3 separate regions of the Mus musculus genome follow, and all the other regions are linked to region 1. A link is a loop called in an ENCODE intact Hi-C map of the cell type or tissue named here. Cell type or tissue: heart. All regions are shown on one strand. Each heading gives the region's core, and the rest is flanking DNA. Links, peaks and the distances in the headings are about the cores only.

The links. Peaks named below come from ENCODE experiments on the same cell type or tissue, not always from the same donor. Only the 100,000 strongest peaks of a DNase experiment are listed, where the experiment ranks them.
Region 2: a loop joins it to region 1, with 5 times the contacts of the local background. A loop is called at or near these places in 14 of 42 quality-filtered maps.
Region 3: a loop joins it to region 1, with 2.6 times the contacts of the local background. A loop is called at or near these places in 14 of 42 quality-filtered maps.

Annotation. Positions count from the first base shown.
Region 1 is chr14:55,623,941-55,634,239 of GRCm38, reverse strand. It overlaps Rec8 (REC8 meiotic recombination protein), which reads right to left. Exons shown (of 20, transcript NM_020002.3): 14 at 10,253-10,299; 15 at 9,998-10,164; 16 at 9,843-9,891; 17 at 9,454-9,517; 18 at 9,239-9,355; 19 at 9,061-9,167; 20 at 8,845-8,964. The coding sequence ends at 8,879. Ipo4 (importin 4) reads left to right here. Exons shown (of 30, transcript NM_024267.7): 6 at 46-225; 7 at 463-528; 8 at 634-735; 9 at 823-906; 10 at 1,115-1,279; 11 at 1,887-1,940; 12 at 2,098-2,207; 13 at 2,700-2,808; 14 at 2,969-3,098; 15 at 3,310-3,423; 16 at 3,529-3,642; 17 at 3,825-3,945; 18 at 4,151-4,262; 19 at 4,373-4,491; 11 more. The coding sequence ends at 8,329. Among named protein-coding and RNA genes, the nearest start is that of Ipo4, 6.6 kb to the left of the region's middle. In heart, for the core only: a CTCF peak has its summit at 4,737 (motif pointing left); DNase peaks (open chromatin) are centred at 4,749, 5,869 and 7,368.
Region 2 is chr14:55,741,627-55,751,925 of GRCm38, reverse strand. It overlaps Dhrs1 (dehydrogenase/reductase (SDR family) member 1), which reads left to right and starts at 6,242. Exons shown (of 9, transcript NM_026819.3): 1 at 6,242-6,485; 2 at 6,838-7,008; 3 at 8,125-8,268; 4 at 8,393-8,472. The coding sequence starts at 6,859. It overlaps Nop9 (NOP9 nucleolar protein), which reads right to left and starts at 6,233. Exons shown (of 10, transcript NM_026403.3): 1 at 5,906-6,233; 2 at 5,316-5,765; 3 at 2,484-2,594; 4 at 1,793-1,934; 5 at 681-873. The coding sequence starts at 6,152. In heart, for the core only: CTCF peaks have their summits at 6,010 and 6,213; DNase peaks (open chromatin) are centred at 6,255, 6,906 and 8,045; H3K4me3 peaks cover 2,403 bases; H3K27ac peaks cover 1,484 bases.
Region 3 is chr14:55,752,794-55,763,092 of GRCm38, reverse strand. It overlaps Nop9 (NOP9 nucleolar protein), which reads right to left. Exons shown (of 10, transcript NM_026403.3): 8 at 10,045-10,281; 9 at 9,728-9,833; 10 at 7,459-9,452. The coding sequence ends at 9,295. It overlaps Cideb (cell death-inducing DNA fragmentation factor, alpha subunit-like effector B), which reads left to right and starts at 4,669. Exons shown (of 5, transcript NM_009894.3): 1 at 4,669-4,841; 2 at 5,107-5,251; 3 at 7,822-7,968; 4 at 8,192-8,382; 5 at 8,522-9,041. The coding sequence starts at 4,801. The coding sequence ends at 8,657. It overlaps Ltb4r2 (leukotriene B4 receptor 2), which reads right to left and starts at 1,665. Exons shown (of 2, transcript NM_020490.2): 1 at 1,549-1,665; 2 at 1-1,185. The coding sequence starts at 1,169. The coding sequence ends at 87. In heart, for the core only: CTCF peaks have their summits at 2,731 (motif pointing right) and 4,377 (motif pointing right); a DNase peak (open chromatin) is centred at 2,742; H3K4me3 peaks cover 1,804 bases; H3K27ac peaks cover 1,169 bases; H3K27me3 peaks cover 1,526 bases.

The DNA of each region.
Region 1 (10,299 bases), core at 1,551-9,550:
CTGGATAGACCACGAGACCGTCTCTTCTCCCCTGCTCCTGTACAGGTGGGACTTCTGCTGCTGAGTGTGGTGGTGTCTTCCCAGCCCGAGGCATTCCATGCCCACCAGCACGAGCTGCTTCAGCTTCTGAATGAGACGCTCAGTGACGTCAGCTTTCCCGGAGTGCTCTTCTACTCCCTGCGCACTCTGACTGCCATCGCCCGCTATGTCAGGCCGGATGATGTGGTAAGTAAGACGCTGCCTGTATCTCTCGGTTTCGTGCCCTCGCTTTCAGAAGTCTTGGCCCAAGCTGCTTTCGAGTTTTATTCCGCCTCCCGTTCTTCCTAAGGGTTGAGGGCATAGCGTGTTAGCTGGGCCTGGCTGGCTCCTTAGATGGAGGCTTTGAGGAAGCCTCCAGCTCCTGGCTTCTGGGATGAGACCACCTGCGCTTTATGTGATTACGCTCATTCCTGTGTCTTCCAGTCTCTTGCACGGATGTTGGTGCCCAAAGTCGTTACGGCACTGAGGACTCTGATCCCCTTAGATGAGGTAAGGACAGACGGGAGGGGTCTCCTTTTGGAAGGAAAATGGAGGCACAAGCACCATGGTCCCCTAGAGGAGCGAGTACCCTGTGACTTACTTGTCTGTCTGCAGGTAAAGGCCTGTGAGGCCCTGGAGGCCCTGGATGAAATGCTGGAGACAGAGTTGCCCATCATCAACCCCCACCTCTCTGAGGTCCTCACGTTTTGCCTGGAGGTGAGCCCGGGGTGGGTGCTGCTCCTGCTCGCTGGTTTGCCGTTAAGTTTTCTTGCTTGTTTCTGATTCTTGTCGGTGTCTGTATAGGTGGCTAAGAATGTGGCCCTTGGCGAACCACTCCGCGTACGTGTTCTCTGCTGCCTCACTTTCTTGGTCAAAGTCAAAAGTAAGGTACGTTCCCTCTGGGGAAGTTACCCCATCCTGCTGTCTCCGCCATTAGTTGTGTTTGTAGGCTTAGTCCTGCTCGAGCCCTGGCCCAGCCTTCTCTCCCTGCCTAGGAGACGGGGAGTCTCTGGCTGGGGTCCTTGTGGTTGGGAGGCTGGGATTTTCCCATGAGCCTGTTCTGGGAAGATGCTCAAGGCTAGCCCTCCCCTCTTAGGCCTTACTAAAGAACCGCCTCGTGCCTCCCTTGCTGCACGCCCTTTTCCCCCTCATGGCTGCTGAGCCACCCATGGGCCAACTGGATCCTGAAGATCAAGATTCGGATGACGATGACTTGGAGATCGGGCTGATGGGGGAGACTCCCAAGCACTTTGCTGTACAGGTGATGTATTGGCCTTCTCGTCACTGTCACCCAATACTCAGAGAAACAGACACCTTAAGGGGAGGAAGTATTTTCATGGCTTCGGAGATTTCCATTTACTGTGGTGGGAAAGGAATAGCCAAACAGTGGTTCAGGCCTCGGCAAACCAGAACCATTCACGTTATGGATAGAAGGCAGAGAAGGGGTATACAAGGAGGAGACAGGGCAAGATAGCTCCCATAGGATGTGGCCCCAACTAAGCTCTGCCTTCTGCCTTTGGCTCCTCCTAGTGACTGGCATTAGATTAAGAGATTAACTCATCTTGAGGTCAGAGCTCTCCTGATCTAATTGGCTCTGAAAATATCATCACAGTTTGTCTCCTAAGCACTTCCCAGTTCAGTCAAGTGGATTATTAAAATCAGCCATCGCACCCAGCTGACCTGGTGGACACCTGTAAGCTCAGTCCCCAGCCCTTGGGAGGCTGAGGTAGAACTGTAAGCTTTGGGCAGTCTGAGCCATCCTGTCGCCACAAACATAGAAGCAGCCATCACAGGTGGATCCTGGGGCTGGGTGTTAAATAAGAAGTGGAGGTTAGAGATGGAGTCACAGTCTACCTGGCTCTCCTCAGGTTGTGGACATGCTGGCACTACATCTTCCCCCTGAGAAGCTCTGTCCCCATGTGGTAAGTGTGACTCTCTTGCTCTTACTGGCCCTAGGTAGGTATAGTCCCTTAAAGAAAGCCAAGGGTATTTGGGTATAGATCGTTGTGATGAGCCTGTTGAGAAAGTAGCAGGCAGACTCGTGCTGGGCTCTCAAGAATGTTCCATGTTCTTCCCTAGATGCCCATGCTGGAAGAAGCCTTGCGGAGCGAGGACCCATACCAGCGCAAAGCAGGATTCCTGGTGTTGGCTGTGCTGTCTGATGGTGCAGGCGACCACATCAGGCAGAGGTATTATATTCCATTCCTGTCTCAGGGTGAGCAGAGTCACATGGAGAGGGTGGATGTACATCCTCTGGCTGTCCTGCTACCCCTGTTTCAGTGTAACTAGTTTTATTGGTTATTTTTTGCTTGCTTGCTTGAGATAGGGACTCACTGTGTAGCCTTGACTGGCCTGGAATTCATAGAGAACTGCCTATATCTGCCTCCCAGTGCTGGGATTAAAGATGTGCGTCATCACACCTAGGCCAGCCTTTGTTTTGTTTGTTTGTTTGTTTGTTTGTTTGTTTGTTTGTTTTTAATAGTTTTTTGAGACAGGCTTCTTCAGGGAGCCCTGACTGTCCTGGAATTCACTGTGTAGATCAGGCTGGCCTCAAACGTAGAGATCTGCCTTCCTCTGCTTCCCAAGTGCTGGGATTAAAAGTGCGCCACCACCATGGGGCTGAGACTAGGCTTCCTCTGTCCTGTCCCTCAGACTTTGTTCTTCTGTCCTGCCCCATTCAGACTGCTGTACCCACTGCTACAGATTGTGTGCAAGGGCCTGGATGACCCCTCACAGATTGTTCGTAATGCTGCTCTGTTCGCCCTGGGCCAGTTTTCAGAGAACTTACAGGTCAGCAAAGCTAAATGCAGATGACTACCCCTCTGCTCCACCCCCAAGGCTGGGGGACCCTTGTCCCTTAAACTCTCATCTCTTCGGATGCTGCTGCTGCCATTGGCAGGGGGTGCTCTGTAGGTGAGCCTGACCAGGGTCCTGCTTGCTTCTTCCCCAGCCCCATATCAGCAGCTACTCTGAGGAGGTGATGCCCCTTCTCCTCTCCTACCTGAAGTCAGTGCCGATGGGAAACACACACCACCTGGCCAAGGCCTGCTATGCTCTGGAGAATTTTGTGGAGAACCTAGGTAGTGATGATGGCTGCTGAGAAAACGGGAGGAGGGGAGCAGCACACTGACTAAAGGAGGCACATGGTGCATCTTCCTGAGTTGCTCGCTGCCTGCTGGGAATGAGGGGTGGGGGATGGTCGCACGGGCTGTCAGGCTAAAGGAGGTCAATTTTGCAAAAGCTTAGAGACCTGAGTTGCTTAGTAAAAAAAAACCAAAAACATTCCCACAGGGCCCAAAGTGCAGCCCTACCTTCCGGAGCTTATGGAATGTATGCTGCAGCCATTGAAGAACCCCAGCAAAGCCCGGACCAAGGAGCTAGCTGTGAGCGCCATAGGGGCCATTGGTGAGTCAGAGGACCAAGGAGGCAAAAGTGTGGCTTCGCCCAGAGTCTGTGTCAGGCAGACCCCAGGCCTTGCTGCTTCTGACTGTGTTCTATCCGGTCCTGCAGCCACAGCGGCCCAGGATTCCCTGCTGCCCTACTTCCCTACCATCATGGATCTTCTCCGGGAGTTCTTGTTGACAGGCCACGAAGACTTTCATCTTGTGCAGATCCAGAGCCTGGGTAAGGCCGCTGTCACCTGGTGCTGACCTGATCTCTCCCAGGGCACTTGGGTGTCTTCCTTTGATGAGCAAGTGCTCTCCATGCTTTCCCAGAGAGTAGGGTAGAATACTCCTGAGCGCCTTCCACTCGCCACCCTTGGTTTTCTGGTCTCTGTCCACGTATCAGTGCTCTTGCTCCCACAGAGACCCTGGGAGTGCTAGCACGAGCCCTGGGAGAGTCCATGAAGCCCCTGGCTGAGGAATGCTGTCAGCTTGGGCTAGGGTTATGCATCCATATAGATGACCCTGACGTGAGGCGCTGCACGTGAGTGACCTTTCAGCCTGCCCCGCCTCTCTCCTGCCGCCTACTCACTAGATTGACAGTCCCCTTCCCAGATTCCCAGACACCAATCCTTCAGGTTTGGACACAGCCAGGTTTCCTGGACTTCCCCCCTGCCTCCCCCCACCGTTTTGTCTGTCTGTCTGTCTATAGCAGGCAGTACCATACCGAGTCTCTCTACCTTTATCAGGTACAGCCTGTTTGCAGCCTTATCAGGGTTAATGGGAGAGGGCTTGGGACCCTACCTGCCTCAGATTACCACGCTCATGCTGCTGTCGCTGCGCTCCACTGAGGGCATTGTGGTGAGCAGAGGGTGGGTGTGCTGGGTCAGTTAGGCCAGGCTAGCCCTGTGGAGGGATTTCTCTCCTGGTCCCACCCGAGGCAAAGTCCCCGATCTGCTTGCTTTATCTAGCCACAGTATGACGGGATCAGCTCCTTCCTGCTGTTTGATGACGACAGCGAAGCAGAAGAGGAGGAGGAGCTCATGGATGAAGATATGGAAGAGGAGGGGGATGACTCTGAGATCTCGGGGTAGGAGGGGTGCTCTTCTACTTGAGTGTAGGTTTTGAGCCAGAGGGGGTGGCACACGCCTTTAATTCTAGCACTCAGGAGGCAGAGGCAGCAGGATCTCTGAGTTCAAGGCCAGCCTGATCTACAGAGTGAGTTCCATACACAAAGAAATCCTATCTAGAAAAAAACAAAAACCAACCAGACAACAAATACGTGGTCTTTGATGGTGGTTGTAGCCCCAGTGTTAGGTCTGCCCCCTGCTGGCAGGCGTCGTCACTGCCTCCCCATCCTTCCTTAGGTATAGTGTGGAGAATGCCTTCTTTGATGAGAAAGAAGACACCTGCACCGCCCTGGGGGAGATCTCCATGAACACCTGGTGAGCAGCAGCCCTTCCACAGTGCTGGGTACCACACCCAGCATCCCTCTCCTCACTGCTGTGTGTCTCTCCATAGTGTGGCTTTTCTCCCATTCATGGATGCCACCTTCGATGAAGTATACAAACTGCTGGAGGTAAGTTAGAGGCATCCCCACGCCCCAGTTAGGGTCAGCTTCACCTTGCCCATGCCAGGCATACACCTGCCCTCTTGGTTCCAGTGCCCTCATATGAATGTGCGGAAGTCAGCTTACGAAGCGCTGGGACAGTTCTGCTGTGCACTGCATAAGGCCTCTCAGAGAAGCTCCTCAGATCCCAGCAGCAGTCCCGGTGAGGAGGAGACGTAGCAGGCTGGGAGCCCTGGGGAGTGGCCGGGCCTGACCAAGGCTCCCACCAATTGTGTCTCCAGTTCTGCAGACCTCCCTGGCTCGAGTGATGCCAGCTTACATGCAGGCCGTGAAAGTAGAAAGGGAGCGCCCAGTGGTGATGGCCGTGCTGGAGTCCCTGACAGGGGTGCTGCGCACCTGCGGCAGCCTTGCACTGCAGCCTCCTGGGCGGCTCAGTGAGCTCTGCAACGTGCTCAAGGCTGTGCTGCAGAAAAAGGTGGGCAGGGGGGAGGGAATGGCGGCCATGGGAAGAGGTGTCGGGCCCCAGGAGACTGGACTGTCGGAGGCTCTAAGTCCTCTGCCCACCTTACCCCTACTGTGGAAAGGAGCAGGTAGGGGACCTCAAGCTCAGCTGAATCCGTCTTCCACAGACGGCCTGTCAGGACGCCGAGGAGGATGATGACGAAGATGATGACCAGGTGAGAGCTACAGATAAGAGTGGCCTAGACCGAGGGCCAGCAGTGGGCGGTTCATGCATTGAGCTCAGCCTGTGGGAGCTAGGGCTGCTAAGAGAAGCTGGTGCTTTCCAGAGTGCCACCTCCATCCGAGAAGGGCAGTGAGGAGCTCAAAGGCCAGGCAGGCACTGAGGCTGGGCAGGGTTGGGAGTGATAAACGACGGCTATAAAAAAGCCAACCTGGTATTGGCAGCTCAGCCTGTGTGTGAAGTCAGGGCCAGTCGGCAGCCCCCGAAGCGTCTGCAGCCAGTGGCATAGCGGGGTGGGGAGGTGTGTGATCCCTGAGTTGGCCCAGTGCCTCAAGTCCCTTTCCTGGCTCCACAGGCAGAGTATGACGCCATGTTACTAGAACATGCTGGAGAGGCCATTCCCGTCCTGGCAGCCACAGCTGGAGGACACGCCTTCGCTCCCTTCTTTGCCACGTTCTTGCCATTGTTGCTGTGTAAGACGGTGAGTGCTGTCGTCCAGCCTGACGTCGGAGTCTGCCTATGTATACATGCTGTGCCTGCACCCTTCCAGCTCTGCCACCATGCTGATGTGCACTCCTTCACCCTCCCTATAGAAACAGAGCTGTACAGTGGCAGAGAAGTCCTTTGCTGTGGGAACCCTGGCAGAGTCCATTCAGGGTCTAGGGACCGCCTCAGCCCAGTTTGTGTCTCGGCTGTTCCCTGTGCTGTTAAACAATGCCCGGGAAGCAGACCCTGAGGTGCGGAGCAATGCCATCTTTGGGTTGGGCGTACTGGCAGAGCATGGCGGCTGCCCTGCTCAGGAGTATCCTATGCCTGCAAGAGGGGAAATGGGGTTGGAAGTGAGCCCAGAGATTTGGTGAGGTGCTGCTGCAGGGTGAAGTCTACCAGTGTGTGTATGCATTCCTTAACTATGGACCAGCCACTTCCCTAAGCTACTGGGCCTCCTTTTGCCCCTGCTGGCAAGGGAGCGACATGATCGAGTCCGTGATAACATCTGCGGGGCTCTTGCCCGTGTACTGATGGCCAGTCCAGTAGGAAAAACGGAGCCCCAGGTAAAGGACAAGGCATCAGGTCGGGGTGGAGGGAGGCCAAGGATGGGAAAAGGGACAGGACGTGTGGGCCTGAGATTTCTGTGTATCCAGGTGCTGGCTACCCTGCTACGTGCCCTGCCCCTGAAGGAAGACATGGAGGAGTGGCTCACTATAGGTCACCTCTTCAGCTTCCTGCACCAGAACAATCCTGAGCAGGTAACCCTATTGCTGGAGCTAAGAACCAAGGGAGTGTTAGGCTCCAAGCTAAGGCACAGGCAGAGGAGATGTTACTGGTAACTGGTGCATGGTGAATTTCAGGTTAATTTCTGGCATTCACTCTACAGGCCAGGCTGGCCTCAAATTCACAGAGATCTGCCTGTTTCTGCCTCCCGTTTCATGCCTCTGCTGGGAATTAAAGGCATGCACCACCACTGCCCAGCTGACATTCTTCTACTCTTGTTTTCATTTTGCCTTCTTCCTGAGACAGGGTCTTCTGCATCGCTGACTGGCCCAGCTTCTTACAGAGCTGAGGGTGGCCCTGAGCCCTCAGTCCTCCCGTCCCTCCCTCTGCCTCCCGAGCGCTGGGGTCACCGGCACGGCACACATTTCTGTTTATAATTTTAGCAGTGCTGAGGATGACACCCCGTCTTCATGCCTGCCAGGCAAGCACTCCTACCAGCTGAGCTGCAGCCTTGGCTTCTGTTTTCCTTTTTGTCCACAGAGTTGGCATAAAGTCCGATGAGTGTTTCCCCGGAGCTTCTCTGGTTCTTCTCTCAGGCCAAGCCACCAGTCACAACTTTCCTAGGCTGCTTTCCTAGGTCAGGGGTAGGAAAAGCATTGGCTAGGGAGCCCTGGCCGCTGCTCACCACCCACCATAGATTCCATCTGGCACATCCAGCTGCCTCGGTGGGGACCCGTGCCCTGCGGTTCTGTCACCGTGTGTCTTGGGTTTTTAGTGTTGGGAGTATTTGGATTCTGGGTTTTACTTGCTCTTTTGTTGTTGTTGTTGTTTTGGTTTTTTGTTGTTGTTGTTTTTCGAGACAGCGTTTCTCTGTATAATTCTGGCTGTCCTGGAACTCACTCTGTAGATCAGACTGGCCTCGAACTCAGAAATCCACCTGCCTCTGCCTCCCAAGTGCTGGGATTAAATGCTCTTGAAGCTGACATCTTTGGTTACACATCTTAACCTCTAAAAAGAGGTTGTTACCATGTTTCTTTATTCGGGTTGTGTTGGGTGTCAGTTCAGACAAGCTCACAGGCTTCTGTCCTTGGTTTCAACGGCCTGCTCTAAGCCCTGCTTCGCTGCCCCGGTTGACCAGTTCTATTCCATAGGTTGTGGATGTGGCTTCAGAACTCCTGCGCATCTGCAGCCTGATCCTGCCGGACAACCGGATCCCTCCAGGTGAGGCCGACAGAGGGCAAGGGAGAGTGGGGACAGGCAGGGCTCAGAGAGCCTGAGGTACTATGGGCGGAGGAACCAGGTCCTTCATCAGGCCTCTCTCTATTCTACCCAGACACCAAGGCGGCCCTGCTGCTGCTCCTGACGTTCCTGGCCAAGCAGCACACCGACAGCTTCCACACAGCCCTGGGCTCTCTGCCAAATGATAAAGCTCAGGAACTTCAGGCCATGATGGGCCTCACTTAAGACTATAGGCCACAGGGGCCAGGGGTCCGAAGACCGAGGTCAGCCCTGGTCCAGTTCACCTTACCAAAGACTCTATCCATTGAAGTCAACTGTGCTGTTTTAACAGGGGTGTCTCTGGGGCTGGACATCATACTATAATAAAGCAGAGCTGTGACATCATACTATAATAAAGCAGAGCTGTGACATCATACTATAAGGAAGCAGCTGTGACGTCATACTATAAGAAAGCAGAGCTGTGACGTCATACTATAATAAAGGTGGCCTGTCTTCTGCTTGGACACTAGCTTTCTGCACAAAGGCTAGAGGTATGTGTTCAGAGCTGAGACTGGGAAGGGAGGGGCTGCGCTGAGGACATACTGTCCCTGCAGAAGTCAGAATGCGGTCCACCCCCACTGGACGGCTCAGACAGCCTTGAGCTCCAGAGGTTTAATTCCCTCATTCCCTTGCACATCTGGCTGGCACACACACATAATTTAAAATTAAAAATAAATCTTGAAAAAAAAAAAGAGGCAAAGTCCAGTGAGGCAGGATATGGTTTAATGAACTTGCTCAGGGGAATTTGGGTCCAGGACGAATCAGGAGGGGCCCATATGGCTTCTGTTGTTCCACAAGAAGGATCTTCTGTGTGGACAGCACTGGTCAGAAAAGAAGGCAGGTCACCACAGTATCTAGAGTGTGCTGTAGCAGCCTCTGGCCGGCCTGCCTGTCCCTGCTTTCTTGTACCCACTCACCCAAGAGCAGATAGAAGACCCGAGAAGCCAACTTTCGGGGGCTGAGAGGGGGCACCAGGCTGCTGAAGTCCAGCTCCTTGTTGGCCTGCAGTTTCAGTGCTACTGCCCTGCAGGAATGGAGGGGTGTCAGCTGGGATAACAGCCTGGTCCCACCCCTAGAGGGAAGCCTCTCGGATACCTGAGCACAGCCTCTGAAGAGAGTTCAGGCCTTGGGGGCATCTCCATGGGCACTTCAGGAAGTTCAGGCAGCATGGGCAGTGCAGGGGGCTCGGGCTGCCCCTCCTCAGACCAGGCCCTAGGAAACCAAAGGAATCAGGGAGGGGGGCAGGTAGTCATGACAGTGACAAAGGTGGGGGCCACTAGGCTGTGCGCTTGCGCCACCAGGATGCTTACCACCATTCTGGGGGGATGAGGCTAGTACGAGACTTTTCATCTTCTGCTGCTTCTAGGGAGAGCTCTGTTGAGGGAGAGAGCACTGAGGGAGCCTGCTTGACTCTGAGGAATTGGGGGGCCTTGTAGCCAGACTAGAGGTGTAGTTCAGTGGTGAAGCATTTGCCTGACATGACAAGGCCCAGTGTTCAGTCTCGGGGACTACAAAGCTTCCCTCATGATCTGGAGCCTAGTTTAGACGTGTACAAAAGCGGGAGTGCTGGAGAATCAAATCTATGCTTTCACGTTCTGCGTGCTCCCTCGCTGTCAGACATGGCCTCAGCAGCTAGGGCACTAGCTGCCTGAGACTGGTTAGGACTGTCTCCATTCTCCCCTCCTGTCCAAGTGCTTACCTGAAGACAGCATGAGGGGACCACTGGGCTCCTGGGCCTCCCTCAGAACCTGCAGGCGGGAGAGCAAGAGCTGAGGCCCAAGCACCGAGTGTCGGGATCTCAGTGTGGTGTGCATGAGGAGGCAGCCGGAGCTCGCCAGGGCTGGGGGGCGTCACCTCGATCTCGCTCAGAGCTTCAGTCTTTCTCCTCTCTTCCTCATCTGCTGCTCTCTCTTCCTCCACTGTCTCCTCAGTCTCCAGCTGTGGCCTTTGTCTGAGCATTCTTTGGGGGACCTGGGCACAGTGTGTCCATAAACCTAGGAGTTCTGGGGGTAGCCAGCCAGCTGACAAGAGAGGAAATGGGTTTCAATCATAAAACTGAAGCTCCCAGGCTCTGAAGCTCCCACCTGCTCCAGTCTTCACCATTCTTACAGAGAGTTGGGGTTCTGAAGAGCTCCGCTGGGCTTGTGAGCATCCTC
Region 2 (10,299 bases), core at 1,487-9,486, 120 kb before region 1:
ACTGTGCTGTGTAAAACCCAGAAGATAACAGCCATGGAGGGACCACCCGACCAGGGAAGAGTCTAAAGTTCCTTTTGTAGAAGACAGGGAAAACCAAGGGCAAGGTGGGTCTAGAACTAAACCCACCCTTCTACTCCATGTGCCAACCCAAGGGCCACAGGAAAACCCTCTGTCGTAAGCAGCAGGAAAGCTACGACACTGGCTTCAGCACTCCTGCGGATTTATAGACAAGATGACACAGAACTTTCCAGATGCAAACTTGAACTTAGCAGATTGGCAGTCAGATCTGAGAAGCTAAAACCAAACCCTAGGAGAAGGGTCCCTCCACCCTAATCCCTGGAAAACACCGTTTCTCTGTCTGAATAACTTCTCATGGGGGATAGGTAGTAATGTGTCAGAGAAGTACAGAGACCAGCACACAATAAAATGATGCCCCAAAGCAGGGCACTGGTGGTGCACACCTTTGATCTCAGCAGTCAGGATGCAGACATAGATGGATCTTGTTGAGTTCAAGACCAGCTTGATTTACAGAGCAAGTTCTAAGGGCTACAGAGAAACCCTTTCTCAAAAAACCAAATAATAAAAATAATAAAATAGCAAATAAGTAAGTAAGTAAATAAATAAATAAGGCCCAATGATTAAGAATAGCAGAAGAGACCCAGGCCACGTTTCCAACTCACCAGCTCAGGGGAAGTGATTGCATCCAGCAAGCGCTGCAAAGGGAAGTTCGCAATGGGATGCTCAGCCAAGGAGCATAGCTGACCCTGGAAGTGGTCCTTATAGAGGCGCTGGAGTCTCTCTGCTTCTAATACCAGCAGCACCTGCTCCAAGAGTCTAGAGCTCGTCTGATCCCGAAGAAACAGGAGTAGAGGGCTAGAGGTAAGAAGAGTGAGACCGGGGCTAGAGAGGCAGCTCTGTGGTTAATAGTCCTTAATGTTCCTGCAGAGGACCTGGCTTCACAGGCCCTCTCCTGCCCTCCACTACAAACACAGTACACATACATATACACAGGCAAAAGACTCATACAAGTGAAGTAAAAATGAAGTCTTTTCTTAAAGAGCTGGGTTTGATGGTGCACACCTTTAAGCTCAGCATTCAAGAGGCAGAATTGAGTTCATGGCCAACCTGGTGTATATAGTGAGTTCTAAGCCAGCCAGTGCTACATAGTGAGACCCTGTCTCACATAGATGAAGGATGAGACTGGGGCTTGAGAGATGGCTCAGTGGTTAAGAGCACGTACTTACTGCTCTTGCAGAGGACCTAAGAAGTTCAGTTCCACCGGACAGTGGTGGCGCACACCTTTAGTCCCAGCACTCGGGAGGCAGAGACAGGCGGATTTCTGAGTTCGAGGCCACCTGGTCTACAAAATGAGTTCCAGGACAGTCAGGGCCACAGAGAAACCCTGTCTTCAAAAAACCAAAAAAAAAAAAAAACCAAAAAAAAAAAAAAAAAACTCAAAAAATCACCACCACCAACAACAAAAGGTTCAGTTCCCAGCATGCACAAGGCTTAAAATAAAATTAAGTCAGACATGGCTGACTTTATTCCCAGCACCCAGGAGACAGAGGCAGAAGGATCTCTGTGACTTTGAGACTGGCTAGGACTGGCTAGGGATACACAATGAGACTGTACCTCCCAAGTACTGGGGTTAAGTTGTGTGTCACCGCCCAGCGATAAGTATTTTTGGGGAGATCAAAGAGTGTAAACTCACCCAGAAATAGCTACACCACATTATCTCATTTGTCTCAGACAACACCCCCAGCTGTGGTGACCCCTGAAGACATGATCACACCTGCCATCTGCTGAAGAATTCCGAGAACTCAGGTAATCAATGACTGCATCGCAGAGGTGGGCACAGTGCTGAGGTAATTTTTGGTGGAGGACTTGTAAGGCCACCTGAAGACAAAAGCTGGAGATCTTGTCGGTGATAAATACTGTAGGAAACGCAGAAAGAATTTAATACCTTGTCCCAAACCCAGATTACCTGTACAACCTCAAAGCTCAGCCAACAAGGAAGATTACATATACAAAAATATCAACAGAAGAATGCCTTATAGCATTAAACCTGACAGGTGTTAAGATAGGAATGACCTGATGTAAGGGTCCTGCTTGGTGGGAACCCCCAGAGAAGACCCTAGACACCTTTTCTACTTCCCTTCTGCGATGGTTCCTCTTGACTGTCCACTTGATGGGATTTACAATCACCATGGAAACTAACTTCTGGGCATTTCTGTGAGTAAGTTTCTGGAATAGGTCTATGAAGGTGAGCACACCACCTGTGGGCAAATGTGGGTAGCACCACCCATAAGAGCAGCATTTATCCACCTGCTTCCTGACTTGATAAGAGTGTAGCTTTACCATGATAACCTCCCTGACATAACAGACTATACCCTCCAGCTGGGAGTCTAACTTTTTCTTCCTTAAGTCACTTTGATCCGGTATTTCCCTCTGAAACATGTAAAGTAATTAATACATCTTTTTACCAGCAATGTCCTTCAGAAAGCAGGCGCTCAGGTCCTGAAGGCGATTCAAGAAGGTTTTAGGAACCTCAAAATCAGTTGGTTTACATTCCCGAGCTGAAGTCCTCTGTGTTTCTAAAGAAAGACCAAGAACATGAACAACAATGAGATTACAGATAGCCAAGTGTTGGAGTTCGTCAAAAGACCCTCTTGCTCACAAAAACTACAGAGACGGCCATCGCTGCAAACTACATGAGGATTTTTATTATTCCAACATGTTGGGGACTCCCCTCCCAGCATGCAGGCAAGAAGAAAGACCTAGAACAAAGAACACACTTTTTTATACCTTTGTAAGAGGCAGATACAAGCAACAGGGTAGTGGTCTTATTTTCATTGGTGTAGCAAGTAACCTTTTCAGGCATTGGTTGGTTTGTATAGTGACTAAGTAACCCTTTGGCCTAGTGACTCACTTTGCCTGCCCCCATGGTGGGTTATTATGATTTGGTCAGCAAAGCAGTAATACATTTTGAACTTATGGGTCAGTCACAGCTATTCACAGGGAATCCTAGCAAGATCAGGGCGGCTTGTGATTTATCTCGAAATTTAAACTGAGGCAGGGTTTCTAAGACTGTTATCTGTGTTATAGCTCATTTTTGAGAATAGCTAATCTTGCTCTGGCAGCTATGGTCATCATGCTCTCTTGGTCAGTCCTCTCAGATGGGGAAGGGGCCGGGTGGTATTGAACTATTGAACTTGCTTACATTGGCAGGGAAAGGGGAAATTCCTCAAGCAGCAGGGGGAAGGGGAAAGCTTCTGCAAACAGCTTTGGTGCACATGAGCCAAGCTAAAGACTATTATTTCTTCCCAAGTAGGAAGGAAAGCACCACAGAAGAATAAGGGCTCAGCTTGGAGATGCAGGACAGGTGAGTGCCTCTTGTGGAGGAGTAAAATATTCTTTCATTTTTTTCTCCAAGGATCTTAAACTCCCTTCCCTATGGTCCAGGGCTCAAATTTCTCAGCCAGGATTTATAGTATACCAAAACCAGACTTCACTTATACTCTCTAAGTGTGTTTTCCAGTACTTTTAGTTCTGCTTTTGTTTGTTTGTTTGCTTGCTTGTTTTTGTTTTTTGAGACAGGGTTTCTCTGTGTAGCCCTGGCTGTCCTAGAACTCACTCTGTAGACCAGGCTGACCTCGAACTCAGAAATCCACCTGCCTCTTCCTCCCAAGTGCTGGGATTAAAGGCGTGCACCACCACTGCCCAGCTCTTCAGTATTTTTAAATGTAGGTTACATTCTATGACTATAACAAGAAACAAAGTTAGTGGTCTCAATTAGCATTTTTATTTTAATTTTTATCTTTTTATATGCATTACATCCTATCCATTCCTTTATCTCCACTCCTACCCAGTTCCCACCTCCCCACCTTCCCTCTCCCCCAGATCCACTCTTTCTGTTTCCCTTCGAAAAACAAAACAAACAGGCCTCCCAGGGATATCAATCAAACATGGCATAACGGATTACAGTAAGACTCCGCACAGATGCTCACATCAAGACTGGATGAGGAGACTCAGGAGGAGTAAAAGTGCTCTCAGTGTAGGCAAGAGGTAGAGATATTCCCCACTCCCACTGTTGTCCAAGCTGCACAACCATAATGTATATGCAAAGGGCCCAGCTCAGATCTATCCAGGGTCGGAGATTATTACTTTAGTCTCTGTGAGCCCCTATGAGCCTGCGTAGTTGATTCTGTGAGTCATGTATTTGTGGTGGCCTCAATCCCTCTGGCTCCTAGAATCCTTCTTCCCCCTCTTCTGCGAGGTTCCCCCTAGTGTTTGACTGTAGGTCTCTGCATCTGCTCCCATCAGTAATTAGCTTTTTTTTTTTTTTTTTAAGATAGAGAATAAAATTTAAAAGGAAAGAAAATATCAGAAAAAGAGGTAGCATGTGGAAAGGGTAAGGGTATCTTTTTCTGAACTTTTGCTTAGATCCAACATCCACACACAAATCACATTAGGGTTAGAAACAAACTTCCCAGCCAGGTGGAAAGGCATACGCCCGTAATGTCAGTATTAGAGAGGCTGAGGCAGAAAGTCAATAAACTGGACACCAGCATAAGCTTACATAGTAAGTTCAGACCAGCATGTGCTACACAGTAAGAACTTGCCCAAAAAACAAAGCAGCCGCCAAGTGGTGGCGCACACCTTTAATCCTAGCACTTGGGAGGCAGAGGCAGGTGGAGCTCTGAGTTCAAGGCCAGTTTAGTTAGGCATGGTAGCAGCACAAGCCTGCAATCCCAGCACTTGGAAGGCAGGAGCGAGCAGGAGCATCAAGGCCAGCCTGTGCTACAACCCAAGTCAAAAGCCAGCAGGGCTATCTGGGAGACTCTGTCTCCAAAGAAAGTATCGGAGCCGGGAAGGTTATGATAAGAGTGATTGCTACTAAGCCTGACAACCTGAGTTCAATACCCAGAACCCACATGGTGGAAGGGGAGAACTGACACCCACAAAGTCGTCTTCTCCCCTCCACAAGAACACTCCAGAAGGCACACACATTCGAGTGTGTACACATGCCCAGACGTATTTAAAAAAAAAAAAATTCTTACTCTGAGTTGTGGAAATAAAAATGTGAAACACATTGCTCCCTCTGTGTCTCTGCTAGTAATAGTTGGTCCTTGAATTCAAGTGTATCCATCCTTACTAGGCACACTATACTTTGGCCTTCCAGGTTCTGCCCCAAGGGTCTGCTGATTCTTTACGGTCAAGTTTCACCACAAAGATGAACTCTTCTGTTTACTGGCTTCGGAACTTCCTGACCACTCCTGCTCACCAACCCCTCTTCCCTTTCTTACAGTACTTACCAGACGACTGGGAGCCACGGGGCTTGCCTCTCTCGGACTCCAAAAGAGTACCTCCCAAGACCTGCAGCAGAGTTCTGACCACGAAGCTGCCATGCGTGTCTCCACAGAAGAACAGAAAATCATCACACACTTCAGCGGCTAGTCCCAGGACTAGCTCCTCCAGAGTTTGCGAGGGACCACCCTCCTCCTCTTCCTCCTCCTCCTCCTCTGCCTCCGCAGGACGCCTCAGCAATCGAGGTAGCTGCAGCAAAGCACTTTGTAATACGTGGACCCCACACCGATGACAAGCCACGAAGCGCAAGTTGGGGCGCAGAGCGGCCCACACTCGACACAGGGGTTTCAAAGGACTGAACCCCAAAAGCTCCTGCAGCATTTCGCTACCAGTCCTGTTCGTGGCCAAGGCTAGAGCCTGAGCCTCCACTTCCTTCAAAATATTGCGCGCCATCAACTCTTTAAAAAAAAAAAATGGGGTCATAAATAAACCGTTAGGCTGAGAGGAGGAGAAGACTTACCCATCACTTAGCCAAGACCTCCCCTGAAAGTTCGGCGTGTGGGTTTTCCACTTAACCCACGGCGTTAGCTGCTCCTACCTCGTTCTTCGGCGGCGTCGGGAGCCACTTTTAGCGCTGACAGCGCCCGTCGGAAATATCCAAGAGCCTCCGGGCTCAGATGCGGGAGAGCCTCGGGGGCCTGCTCCGCACGCGCGGCTGCCGGCAGCCGGGGATAACCATCGCGGCCGGGAGGGGGACGTCCCGAACCCCGGGCCGCGCGTCCCCGCCGGCCGGCACCCGAGAACTGGCGTCGCGCTTTGTGAGCGGAACGCGGCCCCAACCCCATGCGTGCTTTGGGACCAGCCGTTCACGCTTCCCGGTTGCAGCTCCCACAACCGCCGGCGCGCTCCGGACGCACGGGGACGTCATGAGTCTGCGACGGGGCGGGCGGGAGGGCATGATGGGCGTGGCTGCAGGTCGCCCTTCCCCATTTGCGGACTCCACCCCACTGGGTCTGACCCTGGAACTCCAGGGCTATCTTTGACTGGTTCCATATCATCGTTATCCGCACCCGGACTTCCATCCAGGCACGCACTCCAACGTGGCAAGAATCAAAGTTCTCAAACTATAGATCTGGCGATCTGGGCAGAAAGAAACCCAGAGGCTGCGTCTGCTGCTGGTAAGGCTCTGACCACTTCAGGGGTCAGGGATTCGCGGTTCTCCGTGGGTCTGGACGGGTAGCCAGAACTCCAGAGAGCCCAGGACTCTTCGTGGCCATACCCTGTTAGGCTGCATTGCCAGATTCCCTACCAAGTCAGCTTCACTCAGAGGTTCGTGATAGTATTGTGTGTAACGCTGGAGAGTCCTGGGACTCTCCTAAAAGGACAGCCTGGCCTGAGACTTTGACTCAGGTATCCTTCTGTCAAATTTCTCTCCCCTCAAAATAGTCCAAACTTGTCTAGCCCTCACAGAGACCTGGATTCAGCACACAATCTACAGGATTCCCTCAAAGCGACTCTTTACCTCCACAGATATCCCCTTTGATGTGAGTCATGGTAGCGCCTATGAAGGGCCAAGTGTGTGTGGTAACTGGTGCCTCCAGGGGTATTGGCCGTGGCATTGCCTTACAGCTTTGCAAAGCAGGTGCCACAGTTTACATTACCGGCCGCCATCTGGATACGCTTAGAGCTACTGCCCAGGAGGTAAGTGACCACCTGAATTAATCACTGTGATTACTATACCCCCCCCAACAAATCGCAATGTTTACTGAATACCATAAATAATAATCTAGGATTGATTTTTTTTCTACCAAGAGAGCTTAATGGGAAGAAAAATCTTTCTGTTTGAGAGTTTCAGGTTTTGCAAAGAAAAAAAAATTGTACTGGTGGCTTCCTCTAATTTTCCTCTTCCCTGGCATTGGGTTTTGCATGCCTTTGATGCCAGCACTCAGGAGCCAGAACCTCTCTGTGATTTCAAGGTCTACATAGTGAGTTCCAAACCGGCTACAGAGTGAGACCTTGTGGGGAGGAAAAAAGCCGGCATGGCATGCATGCCTATATAACCCAGCACTGGAGACATTGGGCCAGGAGATTTCAAGTTGAAGGTCAGCTTGAGCTATGTAGTAAGACCCTCTCAAAAAAGCTCTTAGGCTTTAGTTGGCTTAGATTGGTGATCCAGTTAGAAGACGATTTAAGTTTTAGATAGTTCACCCTGGCTGGATTGTGAAGAAGTGACTTGAAGAAAAAGACTTGAAGTCAGGCGAGGCATTGCTGCAGTTTGAGCAGGACAGAAGCAGGACCCTGGGCTCACCCCTGGAGAATAGGTACTCTTCTTCCTCTGGTGGGAGGGTCACATTTTTCAGAGGCAAGGCAAAATAGGAAGTAGCAGTAGTTTATGCCTAATAGCTTTAGTTTTTCACTGTGGAGTCAGAGCATTGGTTGAGTGAGGGAAGGAGCAGAGGCTGAGTAAGAATTCCAAGTGAGCAGCAAGGGAGTCGGAAAGGACAAAGAGGATGGTTACTTCTGTCTGAGAGTGGACGCCATGCCTCATCTCTTGCCTGGAATTAGCAGAATAATTACAAAGTAAGGTCTTGCATATGGTAGCCCTCAGTGAAAGCGGATGTTAAATCTGAAGTCCAATGTACCTTGCTCTGTTGTGGGAGGTGCCATTGTGGTGAAATTCCTAAAGCGGACACCAGAGGGAGCCATTGCATGGCCATGTCCCAGCTGTTGGCTGAGTCCTGAGCTCTCAGTTCCTAAACTTCACTGGAGTTCGGAAAGTGACACTGCTGTGAACTCATCCTCGCTGTCCCTCTCCAGGCACAGTCCCTCGGGGGCCGGTGTGTACCCGTGGTGTGTGATTCAAGCCAGGAGAGTGAAGTGAAAAGCCTGTTCGAGCAAGTAGATCGGGAACAGAAAGGGCGGCTAGATGTTCTGGTCAATAATGCCTATGCTGGCGTCCAGGTAACCTTTTAACTCGATCCAACTCTACATTCCAAATCCACCCTTGAGTCTTTATCTCCATTCGTGGTCCCATTAGCCAGCCCTTTATACCTTCATGCCAATCAGTCACCCTTATGTCTTCTAGGCAATCCTGAACACCACCAACAAGTCTTTCTGGGAAGTGCCTGCCTCCATTTGGGATGACATAAACAATGTTGGACTCAGGTGTGTGCTTCACTGCCAGAGCCTGGGCTCCTCTTGTTTAGTAGCCCCAGAGCCTGGGCCTTTTCCTATAAGGACTTTCTCCTCTGGCTTCCCCATCTCTTTCAACTCCGTTCTACTCCATTTGTCCCACTTACTCCTGGAGAAGTCCCATGCCTGTGGGTTTGCACCTAAGAATATAACCTTTTTTTTTCCCCCACGTGTGTACGTGAGCATGCATATGTGATAGGGGTGTGTAGGTGTGTTTCTGTGCCTACCTTGGTGCATGCAGAGATCCGAAGACAAGTCCAGAGAGTCAGTTCTCTTTCTCCACATCTTTCTGTGAGTTTCGGGCTTGAGCTTGGCTTTCCCGGCCTGCACAGGAAGCAGCCTTTGCCTACTGAGCCACCTCAGCCTGGGAATGGCAGTCTTTGCTTTGTCTCAGTTTGTCTTTTTTGCTTTGGTTTGATTTGGTTTGGTTTTTGAGACAGGGTTTCTCCGTGTAGCCTTGGCAGTCCAGAAGTTCTCTCTATAAACCAGGCTGATCGTGAACTCAGAGATCTGCCTGCCAAGTGCTGGGATTAAAGGCATGCCCTACCTCCCAACTCAGGGTTTTCTGACAAGATGGCAGCCTCGTTCCAGCCTCATTCTTTGCCCATCCAAGTACAAGTCCCAGAAGGAGGATTCTCTCAGTGTTGCACACAGCCCATGGGCTATGTTTTAAAAAACTATTAGAAGGAAAGCTCAAATGATTAAAAGGATGGACCAATTAATGTAGCGTGTCTATGCCCCTGTCGGTTGTGATCACTCCACACGTGTCATTCTACTTCCTTCTAATTCATTCTCAGCCCTGCTGCCCTCTCCATCCCTCGCCTCTCAGCGAGGTCTCTCTTCTCCCGTTAGTCCTGTCACTTGTTTCCTGTTTCCCTCTCTATTTCCCACCTTCCTCAGAGAGCTTCCTTCCCTGTATACGTGTGTATACATGTATAGTTTTAAACCTAGGGTCCACATATGAGAGATAACATGGTATTTGCCTTTCTGAGTCGAGCTTACTTTGCCAGATGTGGTGGTGCACGCCTTTAATCCCAGCACTCAGGAGGCAGAGGCAGGCATATCTCTGTGAGTTTGAGGCCAGCATGGTACACTAGTATCAGGACACCCAGGGCTATGTAAAGAGACCCTATCTCAGAAATAGTAACCACAATAATAATTGGTTTTTGGTTGTATCCATTTTCCTGCAAAAGAGGTGGTTTCATTTTTCTTCTTCTTCCCATTAATTTATTTTTTCACATCCTCGTCACTCCTTCCAACCCCACACCCTTTTCTTTACAGCTGTATAAAATTCCATTTTGTATCTGTACCACCTTCTCCACTCCATTTATCCACCCATTAGTGGATGGACATCTAGGTTGGTTCTATCTCTAGACTGTTGTGAGTAGGTCAGCTGTAAAGATGCAAATCTCTGTGTGGTTTGTTCACTTAGAGCCCTGCCCAAGTGTAGGGAGGTTGGGTGGTGATCTGTCTGTTTCTGAGAAATCCCTGTCTCGCCATCAGCAGTGACTAGGCTTCTCCTTTGCCCACACCATCACCGGCCCTTGGGAACTGTTTGCTTGATGAAAGCCACTCTGACTAGGAGGAAATGGAATCTGAAATTAGTTTTAATTTACATTTCCCCTTGTGGCTATGGTTATCGAACATTTTCTGGGTATTTATGTGGCTATTTGCATCTCTTCTTTGAGAACTTTCTATTCATCTCATCTGCTCATTTTATTACATGGTCTCATCTAGCCCAAGCTGGCCTCAAACTCACTGTGTAGCCAAGGGTGTCCCAATTCTCCCGCCTTCACCTTC
Region 3 (10,299 bases), core at 986-8,985, 130 kb before region 1:
CAGAGAAGGGTCCTCAAGTACTCCAGAGCTCTGGGAACACAATGAAAAGTGGTAGGGGAGCCCCAAGGTGGGGTTTAGGGTCTTGTCTACCATTCTTGACTGTCTTTCTCCGTCTTGCCCCCATCTCCGCCTCCAGGGTCTCCATTGCCCCTGCCCTGCCCCATTACTTTCAGCTTAGGAGTAGTTCGGAGTTCCATGGTACCCTCCCTAGAGCGGCTGCCCCCTCGGGCCTCCCCAGAGCCCTCGAAGAGTCGAGTAAGGAACCGAGGCCCGGCCCGCGGCAGCAAATCCCCCGCAGTGAAGACATAGAGCACTGGGTTGACGCTGGAACTGAAGAAAGCCAAGGCTGTAGTTCCAGCGCGCGCCGCCTGGCCCGCCCCGCCGAGCCTGGCCAGGGGTCCTTCCGGCGGAGCGAGCGCGGCCACCGCCTGTAGGAGATTGACCGCGTGGTAGGGAGCCCAGAGCAAGCCAAAGGCCAGCACGATGGCGCTCACCAGACGACCCACCCGTGTGCCTTGTCGCCCCGAGCCCCAGCGCGCTCCTCGCAACCGCGCCAGCGTCACGCCATAGCAGCCGAGCACGGTCCCAAAAGGCAAGACGAAGGCAGTCAGGGTCTCCAGGCTCAGATGAGCAGCTGCGTGCACTGGCGATGGGTGGCACAGCTGACACACGCGCCCGCCCCAGAGGTGGCGGTAGACCGCGGCCGGGACGGCGAGCACCAGGGCGGCCAGCCAGACCCCCAGCAGCAAGCGGCGGGCCAGGGCCGGGCTGCGCAGTCGGGGAGCCAGGAAGGGCCGAGTGACAGCCAGGCAGCGCTGCAGGCTGAGCAGGCCGGTGAGCAGCACGCTGGCGTACATGCTGAGCGCGCACACGTAGTACACCGCCTTGCAGCCCACCTGGCCCAAGGGCCAAGCCTCTTGGCTGAGGAAAGCCACAAAGAGCGGCGTGAGCAGCAGCACCGCGCCGTCGGCCAGGGCCAGGTGCAGCACAAGTGTGGCCGCCAGTGGCCGGCCCGCCGTGGGCCGCCAGCCCGCTAAGCTCCATACTACGAAGCCATTGCCTGGCAGTCCCAGCAACGCCGCCAGCAGTAGAAAGGCAGTGCCGGTGGCCCGCGAGCCCTTCCAGCTCAGTAGTGTCTCATTCCCAGGCGGACGGTAGCAGACAGACATCCTTCTAGGGGGAGAGCTGCAAGAATCCAGGGAAGGGGACATTCAGGATTGGGGCAAAAGCCCACACGACCTCTGATGCTAGATGAGAAGGAGCGTGCCTCCCCCAAGTTCTCGTCACCTTGCCTCTCTTCTCTCCAAGAAACCAATTCAAACAGCTCCTTAGAACCTGTGGCTTCTGTCCTCAGTCAAACCTTCCCACCTTGGTATGTTCCCAGAGGTCGCTGGTACCAAGGCACTGGTGTTCCCCAGTTCCGTTGTAGACAGTCACTGTCTCCACTTCTGGCCTTCTGCATACCTGCCTCTGTATCTAATCTCAGTCTTTGTATCTCAGGGCTAAGGTGGCTGTAAGGAGTAAAGGAGAATGGGCAGATCTACTTACCCGCTGGGAGAGAACAGCATTGGGGGGCGCAGAGAGATTTAGGAAGGTGACAGGTGAAGCCAGCTGCTGTGGATGAGGTGCCTAATCCTGCCCCGTGCCTGTCACATTTGCGGAGAGGATGAGTCAAGAATGGAGAGGGACAAGATGGTGCTCACCCTGGGCCCTCCTTCATCCTACTCCTTCCCATCACTGACAGGCCCAGGCATGTGGAGGCCAGCCTCCCCAGGAAGCAGGATAAGGCTGAGGTGCAGAGAAGGCTCAGCCTGCGGAGAAGAGCAGTTGTACCTGCTAACGACTGCTCCCACATCTCCCCACCTCTGGCCCCAGTCCTTTCAGCCCACCTCCTGCAATGTTTATGTTCTATCTAGCCTCCATGGCTTGCAGGCAACAGAGAAGTAACCCAAACAAGGCGCTCTCCCAGCTGCTCTCCTTTTGCTTGTTTCAACCTTCCGTTCCTGCGGAGTGTCCTCTTCTGCTTCAGTTTCTTTGGGGGCCTGTCAGAGCCCCTCCACCCTACAGCTATTACTCAGTTGCCGGTGACATTTCAGTGTAATACATGATGCTCAGGCCTAAGGCTATGCATTTGGGTAATAAGAGCTTACAACCTGGTTTAGGGGTGGAGATCATAACACTGGGGAGGGACGGAACATATTAAGATCAGGAAGAAAAAAAAAAAAAGATCAGGAAGAAGGCTGAAGAAATGGCTCAGTGGCTAAGAACATTTGCTGCTCAGCCAGAGGACCTGGGTTTGTTTTCCAGCACCGTGTTAGGCAGCTCATAACTATTTGGAATTCTAGCTCAATAGATTCTAACACTGACTCTGACCTCCACCTCTCTCTCTCTCTCTCTCTCTCTCTCTGTGTGTGTGTGTGTGTGTGTGTGTGTGTGTGTGTGTGTGTGTGTGTCACACACACCAGGAAGAGGAGAACAATCCAATGCATTGCTCCCCATGACTAGCCATCAGGACCCTGAGGTATACAGAATACCTAAGGCAGAATAAAACTAGGGCATGCCCATTGAGGGAGGATTGCCCTAGAGGTGTTATACCCCTATAATTTGCCCTTGATTGGTGCCTGAAGTGGCCCTGGCTGGGGCTCCAGCTGGCATGAGAAATGAAGCTGGCTAGGTCACAAAGCTGTCCAGGCACTTTGTGTTTCTCAGGTGTAAAGGGCTGCAATATATGTGCCGCCACTAGATGGTGCTAAACCTCTTTGTGCGCAGCTGCGAGAACACAGCCAGCCAAAGCCACCAGTCCGTCTCCGGGGCTTTTGCCCAACCCCTGGGGGCTTTAACCTATCCCCAGGGTGCATGAGGATCATGGGTGTTGCTACCAGTCCTAGTTTAGACACGTCACCAAAAGTATTTAAGCCACACACTTTCTGAGCCTTCTTTGTCTACCTCACTATGTTTAAGAAGTAAAAGTTAACCGTGGAAGAACCTGGTGTGTCCTGTGTTTATTTCCCGCGGGACGGGGATAAGCTCGGGATACTCAGGACTCAAGAAGCTAGGGAACTAGGAGAGCCTTGGAGGCTCCCAGTCAGGAGAACAGGGACTGTGCTCAGTTAAGGGGTTTACTAACAGTAAATCTCAGTTTCTGTGCAATTATCCATCGTGGCTACAGTTAACATCAGACATGAAACCTTGGCCATCACAACTAAAATTCTTAGACTGAGGAGAGGCTCAGTCCTTGCTATACAAGTGTGAGGACCTGTATTCGGCACCCAGAAACCATCTTAAAGGGGTACATGGGTTGTAATCCTGGTGTTGGCAGATGGAAACAAGTGGGTTTCTAGGGCTCACTGGCCAATGATCCTAACCAGCACAGCAATTTCCAGGCCTATTGAAGACCTTGTCTAAAAGAAAGAAAGAAAGAAAGAAAGAAAGAAAGAAAGAAAGAAAGAAAGAAAGAAAGAAAGAAAGAAAGAAAGAAAGAAAGAAAGGAAGGGAGAGAGAGAGAGAGAGAGAGAGAGAGAAGGGAGGGAGGGAGGGAGGAAGGAAGGAAGGAAGGAGGAAGGAAGGAAGAAAGAAAGAAAGAAAGAAAGAGAGAGAGAGAGAAGGGAGGGAGGGAGGGAGGAAGGAAGGAAGGAGGAAGGAAGGAAGGAAGGAAGGAAGGAAGAAAGAAAGAAAGAAAGAAAGAAAGAAAGAAAGAAAGAAAGAAAGAAAGAAAGAGAGAGAGAAAGGAAGGAAGGAAGAAAAGAAAAAGAAAGATAAAAAGAAAATAAAGAAAAAGTTGTTACCCGAGGAACAATATCCAAGTCCTCCAGCTTCCATATGCATGTGTTCTCTCTCTCTCTGTCTCTCTCTCTGTGCTAAAGGCTAAAGTCCTGACACTCCTCTGATTAGTGTAGTGGGGATCATAGCTGGAGATACATTTTGGGGGTGAGGGGTGGTCTTTTGAGACAGGGTTTCTCTGTGCAGTCCTGACTGTCCTGGAACTCACTCTGTAGGACAGGCTGGCCTCGAACTCAAGAGATCCACCCATCTCTGCCTCCCAAGTGCTGGGATTAAAGGTGTGCGCCACCACTGCCCTGCTGGAGATACATTTTTAATTAGCAAACCAAAAAAGATGAGAGTAGTGTTGGCTCATAGACACTGAAGCAGGCATTTCAAGAGAATAAAGCCAGAAAGAAAAAATGTTTAGCCAATCCTTCTCCAACCAAAGAGCGGATACGCAGGAAGGCCAGGGTTCCAGAAAGGATCCTGGTGATGCTGGTTCTGTAGATCAGAATCCAGTCTCTCATCAGACACAGTGTCCCTCCTTTCATAGTCTCCAAGTCTCTTCAGCACATTTAGCCCAGGCTTTTCCAAAGACTGAAGTTTATAACTTTCCAGTAGGTGGCGGCAGTCAGCAGGGCTCACATGGAATGTTCCATCTCTGGGATTGTGGGCCAGAAACTGTTCTAACGCTGTTCTAATAGGAAGATGAGTTCAAGGTGGCCAGTGTGGACTATAAAGTAAAACTGTATTTGGATGAGGGGGCGGCGGATCAAATATCTAACTTCATCCTTCACATCTCTAAAGAGACACAAACGGCGGACTTTGGTTACTTCTACCACTTCACATAGGCTCCTCCTCCTACCCTCTTCGACTTTGTCCCTCTTACTGACCAGGCAAGGGGGTCAGAGTCCACGCTTGACTCACCTCTCACTTTACCAGGGCTAAGATCTCAGCTTTATACAAAAAAGCAAGAACAACAGAGAAGCACCCAGCCCCAAAGCAACAGGGAGAGAGTCACCTCCCCCATCCCTCTGCATGGAGTACCTTTCAGCCTTCAACCCCAATGGCCTGCTAAGGTGATGTCTAACCCTTGCCTCTATATGTCAACCCTAGGGATATGGGCAGACAAGGCAAAACAGCCCAGGAAGACTCACTTCCCTATCTCCTCTACAGATTTCTCTCTTTTTCCCTCTGACTCTTAAATTACTATTTTGTTCTCCCTCTAAGTCTCTCCTTTGGATCTGTAAACCTAGACCCTCTAGCTACCCCACCCCCCACCATTATCAACAAGTTTGCCAACCCCCCCCCCCTCCTTACTCCTGTTTTGTTTCCAACCATCAGGTCAGTATCCACTGTGAGCTCGGAGTTAAGCCGTAGGGTCTGGAACTCAGCTCCTCCACCTCAGCGACCCTTCCGTGTCTGTGATCATAAGCGGACAGTCCGGAAAGGACTGACAGCTGCCAGCCTCCAAGAACTGCTAGATAAGGTAAGTGGTCAAACTTCTGGGTTCCTAGAACAAGGAAGCCATGGGACTCATGATAGTGGGGTCAGGGAGCAGGAAGTGTGCAGGCTCCATGATTGCCACACCTTCAGAGGTCGAAGAAACAGTAAGCCAGTGACCTGTTTGCATTTGAGTAAATTAGTCTCTGAGTAGTAGGCTTTCTTTGGCAGAGGAACAGTAGGTAACAAGGGCTGGAGAGATGGGCTCAGAAGTCATGGCAACTTGTATGTCTTTTCATAGTGCTAGGAATCAAAACTCTAGGCGAGGGCTCTGCCACCGATTTAAATTCCCAGCCCTTGATTTCTATGAAAAAGCCAATTTCAAATCCTGTTTCTGCCACTTGTTAGCTGTCAAACAATGGGAAAATATTCAACCTATCAAAACCTATTGTTTTGTTTTTCAAACAGGCTCTCACTTTTTAGCTCAGGCTGACCTTGAACTCAAGAATAGAATCCTCTTGCTTCAGGCTTCCAAACACTGAGATTAAAGACGCATGCCTCAAAACCTAAAAAAACTCTTTCAATGTTGGGCATCAAAGCCAGGTCTTTCAGCAGACTGGGCAAACAATTTCTTCTGAAGCGCAGCTCCAGCCTTCAGTTTGTCTACACAAGGGTCGAATAAACTGTCTTTTACAATTACTGAATAAATGGAAAGTCCTTATAGTTGACAGACATGGACAGGGGATGTATCTCAGCTTTTATCTTTTTAATGAGGTCAGTCAACAGACAACTGGAGCAGATGTTTATTTAACAATCTAGTTAGTAAAGCTAAGCAGAATCCTCTGGAGATTAGAGTGGCCTGCCCTAAGGAGGGAAGCAGCCCGAGGTGTGTTGTGCTAGGTGACTTGAGGTTAGGTGGCTTTCTTCCCCAAATCACAGTGGACTGGGCCTGCCTTTTGGAGTATTTTCTCATGTGGTCCCTACGAAAAGAGGTGAGGGAAAGGAGAGAGAGCCCAGCAGTGAAGAGCATGCACTGCTCTTCCAGAGACCCAGGTTGAGTTTCCCAGCACCTACCTGGTGGCTCACAACCACGTAACGCCAGCTCCAGAGAATCCAATGCCCTCTTCTCCACACATTCACATAAGCATAGTTCCCATAAACATTTAACAATAAAAATTTAGGGGCTGGAGAGATGGCTCAGTGGGTAAGAGCATTGACTGTTCGTCCAGAGGTCCTGAGTTCAAATCCCAGCAACCACGTGGTGGCTCACAACCATCTGTAATAGGACCTGATGCCCTCTTCTGGAGTGTCTGAAGACAACTACAGTGTACTCATATAAATAAAATAAATCTTTAAAAATAAAATAAAAATTTAAAGGAAGCTGTGTCAAGCCACAGGATAATCAATGTGAGGTCAGGTCTGTTTAAGATTCCCTTTGATAGTGTTTACACATTGGTCAAAACCCTGGGGCCTCAGTTTCTGGTGCAAGGGAATGACTTAAGCACAGCTTCAAGGATGCTCAGTCACAAGAGGTCTATCAGAAGGCACAGCCACTAAGATGTATGGTTACCTCCGCCCAGCTCCTTCCCTACAGGGTGGTCCTGCGGAATCTGATTCCTGGGAGAGGTGCAGGTTTTAGGAGCTATCCTTAAAACTGAAGTAGAGCTGGCCAACCAATCACATGTTTTAGACCAGCACCTCGTGCTTGCTCCTTGAGAGGGCCTTACAGGAGTCAGTGAGAGCCCCGCTCCTCCTGGTCACCTTGACTGTTTCTACCCAGCCAAAGCCTTTTCTTTCTCACCCAATTGTTCCTAGCCTCACTACCTTAACCCTGACGTTCCTTCTATGGCTCACACGTTTGCACTTGGCAAACAGTTTCACTTGGCCTCAGGAAGGTTAAATGGTGCTAACTTAGAAAACAATTGTAGAGAACAGGAAAGCATAGGACGACACTGCAGATAAGATAGATCAGACAGGTTTCATCTGGACAGACTTGGAGTCAGGGTCCAAAACTGTTGAAGTCTGGTTTTAAACTTCTGGACTCCAGTGATCCCCCTGCCTCTGCCTCCTGAGCAGCCAGGACTGTAGGCGTACTACCACACCCGGCTATGACTGATTTGTCATTCAGTTCCAGTAGGAGTGGCTCAGAGAGGAGCAAGAGTAGGTACGGAGGGAGGGAAGGAGGGAAGGAGGGTAGATAGGTAGGTCTGCTCTGTGAAGGTCTATCAACAGCTACCATTTCTGTTGGGTGGTCATGGTCTCACATACTTTTAATCCCAGAACATGGGAGGCAGAGGCCAGTGACTCTCTTGAGTTTGAGGCCAGCCTGGTCTACAGACCAAGTTCCAGGACAGCCAAAGCTACACAAAGAAAGAACTGCAACTTTTAGGAAGGATGAGATGAAGTGTTCATGTCTACAATCCCAGGACCCAGCAAACTAACACAGAATTGCTAAGTTTGGGAGCAGGCTGCACTACACCAACACCCTGTCTCAAAAAAAGAAATAAACAAACAAAACCCCTACAGGGAAGATGGCAAAACACCTGGAGGTAGAGCTGATATGCCAACCAGCGTGAGGCTGACGGGGCCTCCCTTCCTGCCTCTTGTCACTGACAGGTCCTGGAGACCTTGCTGCTACGTGGAGTGCTAACACTGGTCCTGGAGGAGGATGGGACTGCTGTGGACAGTGAGGACTTCTTCCAGCTGCTGGAGGACGACACGTGCTTGATGGTGCTTGAGCAGGGCCAGAGCTGGAGCCCCAAGGTGAGAGCCCCACAGTGGGGCTGCTTAGGTCTCCACTCCTTTCTGGTCCTCCCTGGCTTCTTCCCTGGCCTACCACTGACCTGTGGGGGCACAGGCTCTGGGGAGCTGTGAAGGACATCAACCATTAGATGACATTGGGAAGACAGATCCGGCACTGACAGGATTAGTGGTGGTTCCCAGGGTATGAGGGCAGGTCCACTTCAATGATGAGAATGTCCCACAGAGTGGGATGTTGTCATACGGCCTAGGACGGGAGAAGCCAAAACACAGCAAGGACATCGCCCGCATCACCTTCGATGTGTACAAGCAAAATCCCCGAGACCTCTTTGGCAGCCTCAACGTGAAAGCTACATTCTATGGACTCTACTCCATGAGCTGTGATTTCCAAGGAGTTGGCCCTAAAAGAGTACTCAGGTCAGAGACCAATCTGTCATGCAACCCTCGGATCCATGTATCCCATAAACTCCCCCTTATCAGCCCCCCACACCAAAGCATCCAACCCCGACCTCCTTGCAGCTTCCTTTAACTCTCTGATCTCCACTCTGCCCTCCAGGGAGCTCCTCCGTTGGACTTCCTCGCTGCTGCAAGGCCTGGGCCATATGCTGCTGGGCATCTCCTCCACCCTTCGCCATGTGGTGGAGGGGGCTGATCGATGGCAGTGGCACGGGCAGAGACACCTCCACTCCTAATGAGATCATGCTTTGAGCCTGTGCTGAAAGACTGGTTCCATGTGACACAGGAGGGTAGTAAAGGCACCATCAGGCTTGGGGTCTGCAGTGTACCCTAGGTAACCAAGCTGACTCCATCCTAACAGATCTGCACACTGCCTTGTTCCTCTGGCCTGTACATCTTCCTGAAGAATGCTACCTGTCTTCCCTCCACTCCTGCCTTCCACATACCCTGCAGAACCACAGCCTTGTCCCCTGCATCCTGATCCCACCGTAATCGCTGCTTCATCTAGGTTCTTACTGACGCCTACCCCTAAGATCCTGCATACCAACGGCCACTGTCCCTAGCTTTACTACAAGATAACTTTCCCCTAAAAAATAAAATAAAAATATTTCCAAGAAAAATACAAAAGTCTTTACCAGTATGTCTTGGGAGAGGGGAGAGAATAGCAGATGGACATAGAGATTAACAAGATCTAGCTGCCACAGAGCAGGCTAGCCTTGAATTCTTGATATTCTTGTTTTACCCTCTGGAATAGTAGGTTTACAGTTTTGTGCATGTTACTACATCTGGCTGCAGTAAGACTTTTGGATCCAATGTAAACAGGAAGGGTAAGCATGTTCCCCTCCCCATCAAGACCGAGTCCCGTTGCAAGTCTCAGTCTTCAAGTATAGAGCTCAATGCCCGCCTCCGCTTGGCCACAGTACTTTGCTGTTGTTCCCAAGCCTCTCGCCTCTTCAAGAAGGTAGTAAGGGCCACATTTCGAGCCACATGGTGGCCAAAAGGATCTTGAATCAACTCCTGGTTCTTTTCTCCTGCAAAGAAAACCACTCCTACTTAGCATCACCCATGTTTAAAGACAAACTCTACTTGAGGTAAAGGGCCATCCATTTTCAATCAACACTGGCCTGAAACAGGAATTACAGAACACCTCACCCATTAAAGCCGGATAAAGGGGAGGAGTAAGAGACTACACAACATCTCTGCAGAATGCAGAACCAGACTGCACTTTTGAAATCTGCTGAACCAATCAGCTACCGGGTACAGAAGGAGCCTAGAAACCACTCACCCAATTGGCAGTGGTACTCACCCAATTCAGCAGCAATTTCCTTCCGAGCCCCCAAAGCTGCTCCACTCCAGATGGCATCTAATACACGGCTGCCATGGCGGCTACAGGCAAGAGCCACATACTGTCCCTGAATAGAGACAAGGAAGGTAAAGTCCCTCCAGGGAAGTACACAGGTGTGTTCTGGAAACGGAGAAATAACTTCAGAAGCCCTGAGAGGCACAGTTTAAACAACACAGGAACTATGGACTGATCCTGCCTCCAGCTCTCAGGTCCAATCCTGAGATTGGCAGCTCATTTCTCTAAAGCAGTAACGGAGGGGACTAGAGCACAAGTCTAACCTTTAGGGTCTTCAGCACACGACGACGCTGCTTGTGTGTCACTGAGGGGCTACTCAGGATGGCATCAAATACATGAGAGCCAGCGGGGCTTTGGGCCAGAGTCAGAAGCTGTGGTCCGGTCAAGGCACTCAGACTTCGAAGTACAAGTCCAGGATTAGAAAAATACAGCAAATGCTGGAGCAGTAGAGACCCAAGTACAGTCACCTCCCTCAGCGCTCTGGCTGTGGCCATTTCAACCTGGGAGTACAGAAATAG